3 separate regions of the Homo sapiens genome follow, and all the other regions are linked to region 3. The links are chromatin contacts, found by Hi-C or POLR2A ChIA-PET in ENCODE. All regions are on one chromosome and are shown on one strand. The core of a region is the stretch at or near the end of the contact, and the rest is flanking DNA. Distances in the headings are between cores, read along the strand shown.

Region 1 (4,466 bases), core at 97-2,596, 53 kb before region 3:
TCAATCTGGGATAGAATGATCTCCTTAAGGAACCCACATGTTTTATAAAATAAAAACTGCATGAATTATGAAAATGAATTTTCTTTTCAATTTTCTTACATAGGGAGGTGACTGACCACTGCCAGCAACAAAAAAGTAGCCTGAAGTTTAAACTCTGGGCTCAGAACGAAAATTTCACAAACCATCACTAAGTCACTTGTTCATTTGCTCTGTGTTCACTGAGCACTTTTGACACGCAAAACCCCATTCTGGGTCCTTGGATATAGCAGTGAATGAGCCAGGCATGTTCCCTGCCCACTAGTTTGGAGTAAAAATAAAACAAAGTAATTACAGATTGTGATCTCTGTCATGAATGAGTCAGATAAGGTGCTAAGACAGAGGCTAGCAGGGCAGACCCATTTTAGAAAGATAATTTTATTTAATTGTTTTCTGGGTTTTGGTTGACCTTTTCATGAGACATAAGCCCATGAAGGCAGGACTTGGTCAGTCATGCTCACAGTCCCAGAGCCTGGGACAATCCCTGGTACACAGCCAGCTTCCCTTAAAATAGGATTTCTGGATTTTGTTGATCCTCTTGGTCCTCCTCCCTTTGCTTGTCTTCTTCACTAATTGCCCAACTCGAGAGGGCCACAGGAAGAGAGAACAGAAAGGACCTGGTGAAGAAGGGCGTACAGATGGAAACACCACATAAAGACATTTCACGCTCTACCCAGGAACTGGGATTTCTAGAATATTGGGGTGTTGACCTCATGCCAGTGATCTACAGAGTAGCTCATGGAAGAAATCACCAGTTGGAAATAAGCCACGGAAACATAAACAAATGAGCATCTCAGAAAGCAGAGAGTGCAACAGGACACGGCACTCACTTTGAACTTCACTGGAGCTACTACTACTAATAATTCACACTGATAATAATGAAAGCTTTAGCCTATTGAACGCTCACTACATGTCAGGCACAGAGCTAAATCCTTATATGCATGATCTCATTTGATCCTCATAACTACCCCATGAGGTAGGTGGATAATGGTTATCATCTCCATTCTACAGAGTAGGAGATGAAGGCTCAAAAAGGGGCAGGAATTTGTCCAGGGTTTCATGATTAGCAAGTGGCAGAGCCTGGATTCAAATCCAGGTCTTTCCTACTTCAAACTATGTGCTTCCCCACCATGCTGTCCCGTCCCAGAGTCTGGGATGGCACATCAGACCTGCACAGAAGGTCTAGGAAGGTGTTGAGCATGAGGAATATGGCAAGAAAATAACCTTTATTCTACTAGAGAGACTGGTCTTCAAGACCACAGCACACACTGTCTAGACCAAATCAATTTTGTGGTCCTTTCTAGTTTTAAGAGCTATCAGTGTCTGCTATCAGGTAGCAGGCATTGGTGGCAAGCACTGGTGGCAAATAGGTTACGTCTCACTTGCCATCCAGAATGTCTGGTAGTGTTTGTTTGGAGCACTGTATTGAGAAGGACTGCACAGCATAGCAAGCCAGAGAATGCTGTGATCACAATTAGCAACATGTGCTGGGGAACGAATTGGGGCACAGCAGCAAGGGCGTCCCGCTGCCTAGAATAACCCCATTTCCTTCTTGAGTTCTGCTTCTCCTGCCTTGGGAGGCTACAGTATTATACCTGGGATCTTGGGAGGTATCAGGAGGAGGCTGAGACTCTGGGATGTTATCTGTAGAGTAGAAATAATGCCTTCCAGGTTAGGGTGTTGTGAGGATCATAGATGTTGGGTGACAAGACCTGGCACATAGTAAGTGCACAGTAAGTGGCAGCTCCTGTTATGAATTGCCCACAGGAAGTAAAAAATGCCATTTTACTTCCTCTGCATAAAAAACCACTGATCAGTTACCTGGGGGCGTTCCCAGGCAGGAAGGGCACTGTGTGTGAACTGTGCATTTGCACACTTGGTCTGACAGGTTCCCAGCCAATTTGAGGAGCCAAGGACCCACCCTGTTATTCTTGTCAAATTTACTGAAGCAAAGGCACAGTCCACTTCCCTTTCAACCATGAAAACAAAGCACCTTCGGTGAGCCCAATAATTGTGCTGTAGTCTCTGCACTCTGATTTCAGCACATAACTTTAACCCCTCAGTGCCCTGTGCTGAGCAGTAGGTCAGTGAATAATTTCTAAATGGGTGACTAAAAGAAAGAATGAATAAAGGAGGCCAGTGTTTTTGAGGTGACACCTTTCCCTTTCATTAACCACCTGGTGGCAAAAGGGCAGCCAAAATTAAATCAAAAACCTCAAAAGTGAAGGTCATTGAAGGCTTAAATTCTTCAACCTCAAATCTCCTTGGAGAAAAAACCTGCCCATTCAAGCTAAGATTCTTGTTTTTCAAATAAGAGCTTTTTTTTTTTTTTTTCTTACCAGCAGGGGCATTTATTTTCCTTAAAATGCACAGACATGTTAAAAGAAATTACAGTTGTTTAGACATTGGTCCAAGTGGGACATTGGCCATTTCCACTCCTACGAAAAGGAATGTCAGATCTGTTCAAGGGTGAGGCACATCCCTGACCAACGAATCTATCCATGTACTGCCCTGGGCGACAGTCTGGGGACTCAGTCTCTGTGCTTTAAGAGCAAGTAATCCAAGATTGATAACACCTCAGATGGAAAGGGAACATCCAGCTGAACCAAACCCTAAATGAACTTAATGGGCACCTGACCCCTTTGTCTCAATGCCACGTGCCTATATGGGGGTGGGGAGAAAGGCAGTTACAGAGGAGAATTTGTGGGCACAATAGACCTGCATGTAGTCTCTAAGTCCTTAGCCCTGCAGGTTATATATTTGCTATAGACCACTTTCTAGAAGTGCTCAAGTGCTGAAAAAACCCTACCACTGCTTCTTAAAAAAGCAACCAGGGGCCAGGCATGGTGGCTCACGCCTGTAATTCCAGCACATTGGGAGGCCGAGGCAGTTGGATCACCTGCGGTCAGGAGTTCCAGACCAGCCTGGCCAATATGGTGAAACCCCGTCTCTACTAAAAATGTAAAAATTAGCTGGGCATGATTGTGTGCACCTGTAATCTCAGCTACTTGGGAGGCTGAGGCAGGAGAATCGCTTGAACCTGGGAGACGGAGGTTGCGGTGAGCCGAGATCGCACCATTGCACTCCAGCCTGGGCAATAAGAACGAAACTCCATCTCAAAAAAAAACAAAAACAAAAACAAAAAACAAAAATGACCAGGGGGTCCCTTTGCTAATTTGCAATAGAGCAAAGTCCTGTGCATATTCCAATGGGAGGTCTCATGGAGATATGGGTATTCCTGGAAGGATCAAGTGAACATTGCCAGAGACTCGTTACTGCCTCTGCTTGAGAGATCCTGCTAGCTTGACCTTCACCTGAACCTTTCGACCCACTTTCACAAACATTATTGTTTCCAGGACACTCTGTGGCTATCTCTTTTTAGGGTTGGCTACCTTCTGATATCACAAGGCAGACATCTGAATCTCATCGGTAAATAACCCATGAACAAACTGCCTTTTCGGTTGTCCTGGGGAAGATTCTCTGTGAAAAGCACTGATCCTATCCTTACCCGACAACAGATTCTCAGAAGAGCTGGCCGTGGTCCAAGCCTGAATAGCGTGTCCTTACCTGGCTTAACTTCCATCCTCTCCAGACCTCCTTTGAGGTTTTGAGAAAATCACCAGGTGCCTTCCAATACAAAAGTGGAGGGAAACAGACGCTGGAATTGGGCACCTACTATGAGCCAAGGACTATGCTCTCAGTTTAATGGATTGTGCCATTTAAGCTTCTCCTCAGCCCGGTTTAAGTAAGCCTTGTGGTGTTCATTTTAACAGAGAGGAACGCTGAAGCTCAGGAAGGTTTTAGTAACTTGCTCAAGGTCACAAAGTGAGTGAGTGCTGGAGAGAGGATTTTCTGGAGGCCACCCTGACTGCCAAACCACTGACCTCTCTGCATATGATGCTATTTCTCTTTGTACATTGTTTAAAAACAATCTGCGTTTCCTTTAAATTAATACATACAAATAAGGTAAAATACATTTAAATATTTGTTTCATGGCTGGGCGCAGTGGCTCATGCTTGTAATCCCAGCACTTTGGGAGGCCGAGATGGGCGGATCACCTGAGGTCAGGAGTTTGAGACCAGCCTGGCCAACATGGTGAAACCTCATCTCTACTAAAAATACAAAAATTAGCTGAGCGTGGTAGCGTGCGCCTGTAATCATAGCTATCCAGAAGGCTGAGGCAGGAGAATCGCTGGAACCCAGGAGGCAGAGGCTGCAGTGAGCCAAGGTCGCACCACTGCACTCCAGCCTGGGTGACAGAGCAAGACTCCTTCTCAATAAATAAATAAATAAATACATAAATAATTGTTTAAAATCATATGTGTTTTAAAACAATATAAAAAGACCCACAAGGCATTTACCTACATACCTCAAAGAAACTAAGAGCATAAATGAGACAGTTCAAAATGCAGCTCCACCTTTGCTACTTG
Region 2 (4,314 bases), core at 1,488-3,987, 41 kb after region 3:
TGAATGAACCTTCAGAAGTCTTTAAAGTCAAATGGATAGCACTCAAAAATTTCTAGAAGATTCTGGAATTATCATTCCCATACTGTCAGCAGTGGTGATTTCTCAAGGTTAGGATTGATCCGGGGAACTTGCATGTGCCATGTCACACGTTCCTACACTGTCTAAAATTTTATGACATGTACATTTTTGTAATAAGAAAATTTTAGTTTATTTGAAAAAGAAAACTGAAATGCTTTGCCATAACATAGCTCACAAAATAAAAAACCCAATCAATCAATAAACAAACAAAAAGTACTCACCCTCCCTACTAACTAGCCAAATGGAAATTTAAATAAGTTAGCATGTTTATATTTCAAATTAGCAACTTCTATATGGGCATATCAAATGCAAGAAAGAATGTGGAGAAAACAGGCACTGTGCTTCACAACTATAAATGTATATATTGACGTGAAATTTCCACAGGGTAATTTGACATCATTTTCCAAGAGCATTAAAATGACCCAAAAGTTCATCCTAACGATAATTAATTGGACAAAATAACCACAAACATGGGCCTAGCAATAAGGGTACAGCTCCTAACATTGCCAGAGAGGGAGAAGCTAGACAGAGCTCACACAGCCAACAATAGGAACCAGTTATTAAGAAAGCCCCTTGAGGCTGGGTACAGTGGCTCACACCTATAATCCCAGCACTTTGGTAGACTAAGGCTGGAGGATCACCTCTGGCCAGGAGTTCAAGACCAGACTGGACAAGAAAGTGAGCCCTCACCTCTACAAAAAATAAAAAAATTAGCCGGCCATAGTGGCATGCACCTGTAGTCCCAACTACTTGGAAGACTGAGGTGGGAGGATGGCTTGAGCCCAGAGCCCAGGCTGCAGTGAACTATGATTGCACCATTGTACTCCAGCCTGGGCAACACAGTGAGACCTTACCTCTAAAAGAAAGAAAGCTCCTTGAAAATTTCTACATATCCAATAAGGTAGCAGCAAAAAGACTTACTTATTCCACATTGTGAAAATATGGAATTATCTGGATTTGGCACCTTTAATTGCATGCTTTCATTCCACACTCATCCCATTTTGCAACTGAGTAAACTGAGACCCAGATATATTCAACTGTTTGCCCTGCAGTGGTTGGGACAGGTTCACAGTGTTATTTGCCATTGCATCCGTGGTAGGGCCAAGCTCGTTCCTGCTGCCACAGGAGGCCCAAGCCAGGGGCAGAGGCATCTCTTCAAAATCCTCTTCCCCCAAGATGCCACACCTTCCCAAGGGCTCTCAGCCCTGTCCAGCTGCCACAGGCAGCCAGAGACAAGGCACAGGCCCAGGAATAAAGCCGGGGTCTGTGAGCAAGGCCCTCACTAGGAATAAAGTAGGCCCCCTCCAAAGAAGGTCTGGTCCACATCACGACTGCAGGTGGTGCTTATCCTAGATCGCCTCTCAGCCCATGGCAACGCTGGGGCTCAGAGAGGTCAGCTTCCCTGTCTTAAATCAGCCAGCCAACGAGGATGTGAATTCCTTTTCTTAGCCCTTTGTGGGTGACTCAGTTTCCTCATCTAGAAAATGGGGAAAATAATTGTACCAACTTACAAGGGTTTGGTTGTTATGAGAGTTAAAGGACTCAATCCTTAGAAGGTGCTTAGAACATTTCCTGACCTATAGGAAGCATCCTGTGCAGCTCTTATTTCTGCAGTGAGACTACTGACGGTGGTGGTTAGAAGCAAGGGCTCTGGAACCAGCTGCGTGGGTTCTGATCACACATCGACCACTCACTTGCCCTGTGACTCCAGGCAGGTTACCTAACTCTTTGTGCCTCAGATTCCTCATTTGTGAATTGAGAATGATGATGATAACTCACGCGCACCTCAACTTACAATGGTAAGTCGAAAATGCACTTAATACCCTTAACCTACCAAACATCACAGCTCAGCTTACCCTACAAATCCAATAAGTAAGGCAGTAGCAAGAAGACTTGCTTATGCCACATTGTGAAAATATAGAATTATCTGGATTTGGCACCTTAATGCATGCTTTTAAAGCCTAGCCCACTTAAACATGCCCAGAACACTCACATTAGCCTACAACTGGGCAAAATTATTAAACACAAAGCCTGTTTTGTAATACAGTGGTGAATATTTCATGTAATTTACTGAAAACTGTACTGAAAGTGAAAAAAAGAAGAATGGCTGTATGGGGACTCAAAGTACAGTTTCTCCTGGATACGTGTCACTCTCACACCATCAGAAAGGCTAAAAACTGTAAGGCGACTCATTGTGGGTCGGGACCATATATAGTACCTACGTAGGTTAGTGGGAATAATCACGTTATCTACCTTAGCTCTTAGAAGAGCTAAGAACAGTACCCATAATGAGTACAATGGTCCTAATATGTAAAGTGCATGTTAGCTGCTATGAATATTATGTCACTCTGTCTCCTATTAGCCCATTAGGAATGGCACCACTACCAACAGTAGTCATTATTCTGGCTGACAAGAACCTGAAGTATGTTCTCCTACGAGTGGGTGCCATTATCGTTCAGATTTACAGATGGGAAACTCAGGTGCAGAGAGCTCAAGTAACTTGACTTGGGTCACACAGCCAAGAAGCAGCAATGCTACCAGGCTTCAAGTCAAGTTCATCGGCCTCCGAGGCTCTTGCCTGACTGCACTACCCACCTCAATATCCACATGGCCTGTGGCTGCCTACTTGTGCAATTGTATGACTGCCAGTACTTCCTGGAGAGGGTGATGCATGGTTTTCTGGCTTTGAGATGACTCACTCCCAAGCCTTCCACCATTCAACACAAATGCTGGCCCCTGCAGACGTCTGACTAACAGAAAGTCACATCAGCAGAGTCGCCAAGGAGCAATCCCTGTCTTCCCTCCCCATCTTCCTGGGGAAATACATTGGTATGTGTCTGTCAAGATAAGATATAACCATTAAAACAAAATTCTGGACTGAGATATCTGCTTGGTGTCTTGGAAACACATGCCGATGTCCACACAGCTGGTTTTCCCTACAGCTGTTGGTAGTCATGTTTCAACTATGGCCTACTCATAAGTTTGCACTGGAAGATGAGGCCAGGGTAAATCTTTCTTAATGCATCATTCTAGCCTTTAAAGCATGACATCCATGACAGTGAAGCTCACTTTCCATTACCAGACTGAAAAGTTGGCAAAGCTTTGCTGCACACTATAAAGGCAGAGGTGTAGGTAGGTGCCACCAGCAAGGAGCAGCATAGCTTGAGCAGAGGTGGGTCTCATGTCCTTCACGGCTTCCTCAGCAATTCACCAACAGAGCTAGTTGTTGAATAAAAACAAAACAAAAAAAAACTTCTACCCAGGATCCATAACCCTGTATTATTTCAAACCTGGTAATTTAATTCAGTCATATCTGTTTTCAGATAATGTATCTAAAACTCAAACAGATCACAAGCTGGAAGGATCCTCAGAGAACCAGCTGACCACCCTCATTTAGGGACTGGAGCACTAAGACCTGGCCAAGCTCACATGGTCTGTTGGTCACAGGCTGGGACCCTTGAAGGTCTCCCTGTTTTCAGGCTGTTTTTTCAGCCCTTCCTGCTTCCTTAATCCAAGTGTTGTCAGAGTGGACATCTGCTGTTCCTCACTGCCCAGCATTTAGTCCCCATTCTTCTGCTAACAGCACCCAGATTTTCTGTTGGGGGATGCCCTCTCCCCTTTGGGACACTGTGATTCAGGAAGGGCCAACCCCAGGCTCCAGAGATGGGCATGTAACCTGGCCTGTTCAGTGGGAGTGGCCCCAAGACTTTGGCTGGCATTAAAGAACAGATATACAGTCCTTCTGGGACAGGCACTGAGCTGATGAGATGCAAACTTGGAGCTGTGCAGGGCATCTTGTGCAGAAAGCTTACCTGAGAAAGAAGCTAACCTGGGGAAAGCAGAGCAAGAGACCAAGAGAGAGAAGGCTCCTAATGACACAGATTAACCACCTGGATCGAGCTATGCCTGAAGGTAGCCTATCACTAGACTTGCCAGTGATAAAAAGTGAGCTCTCTTTAAAAAAAAAAAAAAAGTAAGCAAGCGTACATTCTATTTCTGTCACATGCAACCAAAAGAACTATGCTTTGTTTCTTTGCAAAAGTTCATTAAAGAAAGCATCAAAATGGGAATGTTCCCAGGGGACCATCCAGAGTGCCTAGCACACAGTAAGCACTTAATTCATGTGTAATGGAGCGAAACCCCTCCTTCAGGGCTCTTCTCAGTGGGACTCTCTCAGACCATCCTGTTGGAAACTGTGGCCCTCTCCAGCCTTCCTATCCACCCCTCTTGCCTGTT
Region 3 (4,456 bases), core at 849-3,348:
CAGTCTCATTCCCCCTTTTCTCTAAATGAAATGTTAGGTCGAATCAGCCCTGAGGTACAAAAACACATCATGTAGCAGTATTCTGCTGTATAAGAATGTCTCCTCTTCCCTGAATGTGTATTAACCAAGGGGTCAGGTGCTGGTGGTCCTTGCTGCTGCTACAGCATCTAATACCGCTGGTTTTATTTCCAGCACCACGTGGGAGTTGGCAGTAACAGTCATGCACAAAAAAGCTGGTCCTGGAGTTGTGTTCATTGAGATTTCCAGGGTTGGATGGCAGAGAGAGCCTGAGTGGAGACTGACAAATGCAGGAGGCCCAAAAATCAAGGAAGAAAAGAATTTTAATCTTCACACTTATATAGGGCAGCCCATTTTAAAATGGGCCCCATGCAATCAAGATTAATGATTATTAGTTTTTAGAGACTACTAATTTCAATTACGGAGGAAGAATAAGTTTGTAAGACTTATTCATCTTCGATAATAGAATATATTTTAAGTGATGTTACTTATAATTAAGTGGTTAGTAAGTCAAATGTGTGCACCTAACACAGACAAGAAGGGATGGAAGGAGCAAAAGATACCTAATATTCATGAGGCATCTGGTTACACTAAATATGCATGAGACTTACAAGGCACTAAATATACAGAGGCACTAAGAACACATGAGCACGTAACATACATGAGGCCTTAGCTCGGCTCCCCGTTGAAGATAACCTATTCTAGCCTCATGTGTCTTCTGCCCAAGAGATAAAACAGAAATTAGCCAGCTGTTCATCCAGCTAATTGGCAAACCGCAGTACAGACCAGGCGTACTTGTCCCTGAGTCTCTTTGATAAAGCTAGTGTGTGCCACTGGCCCAGGGCGCCTTTGTCTGTGAGTCTCTTGCTTGAAGTTCAACTCCAGTCCTTGTAGATGCATCGTCAGTCATGAAAGCTGACACTGTACAGAGAGATAGGACATTTGGACATTGCGAAGCCCAGGACTCAGGTAGTGTGGTCCTTCCATCCTGCCTGCACTCTCTGTGAAGTGTGTTAATGGATCCCATCTTTTTCCCCTTGCTTCTAGCTGTGTCTTTCAATTGATTTAACGGGCAGTATGATTTGGGCATTTAAAGGGGGGTGGTATTCGAGCCACAATCCAATCTCGTCCAGTCTATTCAGTGGGCCACACTCACTGTGAAGAGGAAGAAGTTGATGACAGAGAAGAAAATCCAATAACAGGACTTTTACCAACCTCCACGCAAGAGGCTTCAATTCCCATTCCCAGATTCAGACACAGGCAGAAAGAGAAATAAACCTAACACGGAGGAAAGAAAGGGAAGTTTCGGCTTCAGAAAAGGAGGATTTTCTAAATAGGTATGTTCCCTCAGTTCTCGACATCACCATCTCCTCTCATGCTTTCAAATACATAAGGCTCTTTTGGAGGTAGCAAGATCACTACCATGACATTTTTGTGTGTGTAATAAAGGCTACATTTGATTAAAATTAAAAATAAAAATTTCAATGAACAGTCATCAATACGACTAACCACAAAACAATACTGAGACTGATTCTTGGACCACCTTCTGTTTAAAACCCCTGACTGAACCCCAATACTTCCCAACAGTCTAGAAATGGCTTAAGAACACAATTTTCTAGGACCTGCTATTATTTTGATTCATCCCGAGGACTATTATGTTTTATGTCTTGCTGAATAGCTTGCCAAACAGGCTGTTCTTGCTCCCAGAAGAGATTGTCCAGGTTGAAAAAAAATCAATAACTAAATGGACTGCTTCTAACCAAAGATGAAAGAAGAGGAGTTAGGAGTTTTGCCCACATGGAGTCAGACAGGAAAAAATGGAATCAGGATGATTACCTTTTATGATAGGAGGACAGATAGGGAAGAATTTTGTAGGCAGGAATTATTTGTATCTGCTCCAGTGCCTCCTTCTCCTTCTAGAAACTGCCCCTTCTCCCCCATTGTTACTATGGTTACCATAGGAGTCACCATGGTGGTACAGCATAATCCCACTCCCTGGCCACTGCTGATTGGTCCAAGAGTATCCACTTGATCCAAGTTGGACCAATCAGAATCCCTCCCTAGTAATTCTGGCTCTGAGAGAGAGAGAAGGCTGTCTCTCTGTAGATGGCTGTGTTTCAACTGTACTGAGAAATGGAAAAAGTCAGTTGGCCAAGCAAAAGTGCTAAGAGCAGAGAGGAGTCAAGAATCCTCATGGGCTTCCAGTGCCTGGTTCAAGGTACTTCTGAGCCTCCACTGCATTCCACGAAATACTTCCCATACCCCTGTACCTTTAAAAACTCTCCTTAAGCTAATTTGAGTTGAATTCCTGTCACTTGCAACTAGGATTTTGTAATTAACCCAGAAGGCCAAAGTAAAAGCATATTTTACCCTGCATAACTCTGGAACCAAAAAGGGACTAAGCAAGGACTAATCAAAACGATAACTATATAAAATAAACAGGCATCTAGAAACTCAAAAATGCAAATCTGCTCAACTGGCACACAAGCCTACTGTTAACTCCCACAGACCTCACATATGGCCAGAAAAAGAAACGGCTTTGAATCTAAGAATGAGCTCCAATGTTCCTGGCATATTTTTGGTGTCAGCAGGTTGAAGATGACGTGAGCTTTCCCTCACAGGTGTCAGGATCTATACAGCCTGGCTTCTCTACTGCCTGAAGGGAAATGAGACAAGCAGGACTAAGTGGAAACCCAGGTATGGTCGGTTTTGCCTTTATGAGGGGGCAGCTCACATTTAAAAAAAAAAGCATCTGTTAAATACTTATCTTTAGAAAACAGTCATCTCAGGAATAAAGGAACCCTAGTTATATGGAGCTAATATTTTCTGCGCTTACCTACATGAGAGACATTCTTCGGGTCACTTTACACACATAATTACTAAGTCTCTGGTTTTCAGAAAATGGCATTATTTTCCATACCTATTTTGCAGATAAGAGACCCGATGCTCTGAAATGTGTCTGAAGCCCCCAATCTGGCATTCTGACCCCAAAGCATATACCTTTTCACCATCTAAGCATTTGTTATGGCTGCCAAGCACTGTCCACCAAACTCAGACTCTGGGCTGACCAATAAAACTGCTAACCCCAAGGGCGCATGGAAGTAGCCTCTAGACTGACTCTCAGAGAGGTGGGGAGAACTGGGAGAGGAGGTGGGGGCAAACATCTTGAAGCACTGCAGAGCACACCACAGCATGTGCCAGCCCCTTCTGTGTACCCAGATTTCATCAGTCCCCAGAGGCTTAGCCACAGCACATGTTCTGTTTTTGAGGCAGAGTCTCGCTCTGTCGCATAGGCTGGAGTGCACTGGCATGATCTTGGCTCACTGCAACCTCCGCCTCCTGGGTTCAAGCAATTCTCCTGCCTCAGGCTCCCAAGCAGCTGGGGTCCCAGGAGTGTGCCAACACATCTGGCTAATTTTTGTATTTTTAGTAGAGACAGGGTTTTGCCATGTTGGCCAGACTGGTCTCAAACTCCTGATCTCAAGTGATCCACCTGCCTTGGCCTCCCAAAGTGCTGGGATTACAGGCATGAGCCATGATGCCCGGCCCACAGAACATGTTCAATGAAACACCCCGATGTGTTCTAAGACCTGAAACTTTTAATATAAGCCTCCTGTTGCTTGTGGAAGATTGTGATTGTGGAAGGAGTTCTTTTTTAATTATTCTACGTGTATTATTTTGCTAATTATAAAGGCAATACACACTCTCTTTAAAAAATTCAGACTTTATAAAAAATATGTAACTAACACAACAACAGTTCTCTGGGACTTCATCTACTCCATATTGTTGTTCATCAGTGACGAGACTTCTTTCTATGTATATATTAATATATTTTTTCCCCGTAAGAAGGGATCACTTTAGTTTTTATGGTTTTAATGTGCTTTTCTTTAGTTATGGTTTAAATCCTATAAATATATGCTTTACATTATATGCCTCTGCATCAATTGCACTTGTTACAATCATCACATTGTTGAGAACACAGGCTCTGAAACCAGACTGACTGGGTTCAAAAGCTACATCCACTACTTAATTGCTGTGGGTCTTTGGGGATGATTCTGGTAGAAGTTTTCCCATTTGAAAACTGGGGATAATAATAATATTGACTAAATAGTGCTGTAGGGGAATGTGATTACTTGCAAAGTACTAGGAGCAGTAGCTAGCACATTCCAAAGGCTAACAAATGAAATACATTATTATTGCTATTGTTTTTATTACAAGGATCTCTCATTTTACTGCACTTGGCTTTATTGCACTTTGCAGGTGCCACAAACTGAAGGTTTGTGGTAAAACTGCATTGAGCAAATCTATCAGTGCCATTTTTTCCAACAGTATGTGCTCAATTTGCATCTCTGCATCACATTTTGTTCACTCAAAATTCAATAGTTCAAACTTTTTCATTATTACATATCTGTTACGGTGATGTCTGACCAGTCATCTT

The links. Hi-C counts contacts between places; a loop is a spot of excess contacts on that map. ChIA-PET counts read pairs that join two places held with the same protein, here RNA polymerase II (POLR2A). Pooled maps may share reads with other maps.
Region 1: a pooled map shows a loop between it and region 3 (1.9-fold over the local background). The contact joins the enhancer-like site here to the promoter of ARHGEF3-AS1 in region 3. A Hi-C loop is called at or near these places in 4 of 50 pooled maps. POLR2A ChIA-PET finds 5 or more read pairs at or near these places in 2 of 52 experiments (activated naive CD4-positive, alpha-beta T cell and naive thymus-derived CD4-positive, alpha-beta T cell).
Region 2: a map of endothelial cell of hepatic sinusoid shows a loop between it and region 3 (2.8-fold over the local background). The contact joins the enhancer-like site here to the promoter of ARHGEF3-AS1 in region 3. A Hi-C loop is called at or near these places in 7 of 168 maps with a recorded cell type or tissue (CD4-positive, alpha-beta T cell, Right ventricle myocardium superior, dorsolateral prefrontal cortex and 3 more) and 10 of 50 pooled maps. POLR2A ChIA-PET finds 5 or more read pairs at or near these places in 2 of 52 experiments (MCF 10A and OCI-LY7).

Annotation. Positions count from the first base shown.
Region 1 is chr3:56,885,750-56,890,215 of GRCh38, forward strand. It overlaps a transcript of ARHGEF3 not described here. Among named protein-coding and RNA genes, the nearest start is that of ARHGEF3-AS1, 52 kb to the right of the region's middle. RefSeq lists a silencer at 1,782-1,841. Within about 2 kb of position 1,347, at least 4 of the 41 ENCODE cell types and tissues checked have a DNase peak (open chromatin) inside an H3K27ac peak, as active enhancers do.
Region 2 is chr3:56,978,219-56,982,532 of GRCh38, forward strand. It overlaps a transcript of ARHGEF3 not described here. Among named protein-coding and RNA genes, the nearest start is that of ARHGEF3-AS1, 40 kb to the left of the region's middle. Within about 2 kb of position 2,738, at least 5 of the 41 ENCODE cell types and tissues checked have a DNase peak (open chromatin) inside an H3K27ac peak, as active enhancers do.
Region 3 is chr3:56,937,942-56,942,397 of GRCh38, forward strand. ARHGEF3-AS1 (ARHGEF3 antisense RNA 1) reads left to right here and starts at 2,099. Exons shown (of 3, transcript NR_046572.1): 1 at 2,099-2,236; 2 at 2,640-2,715. It also overlaps a transcript of ARHGEF3 not described here.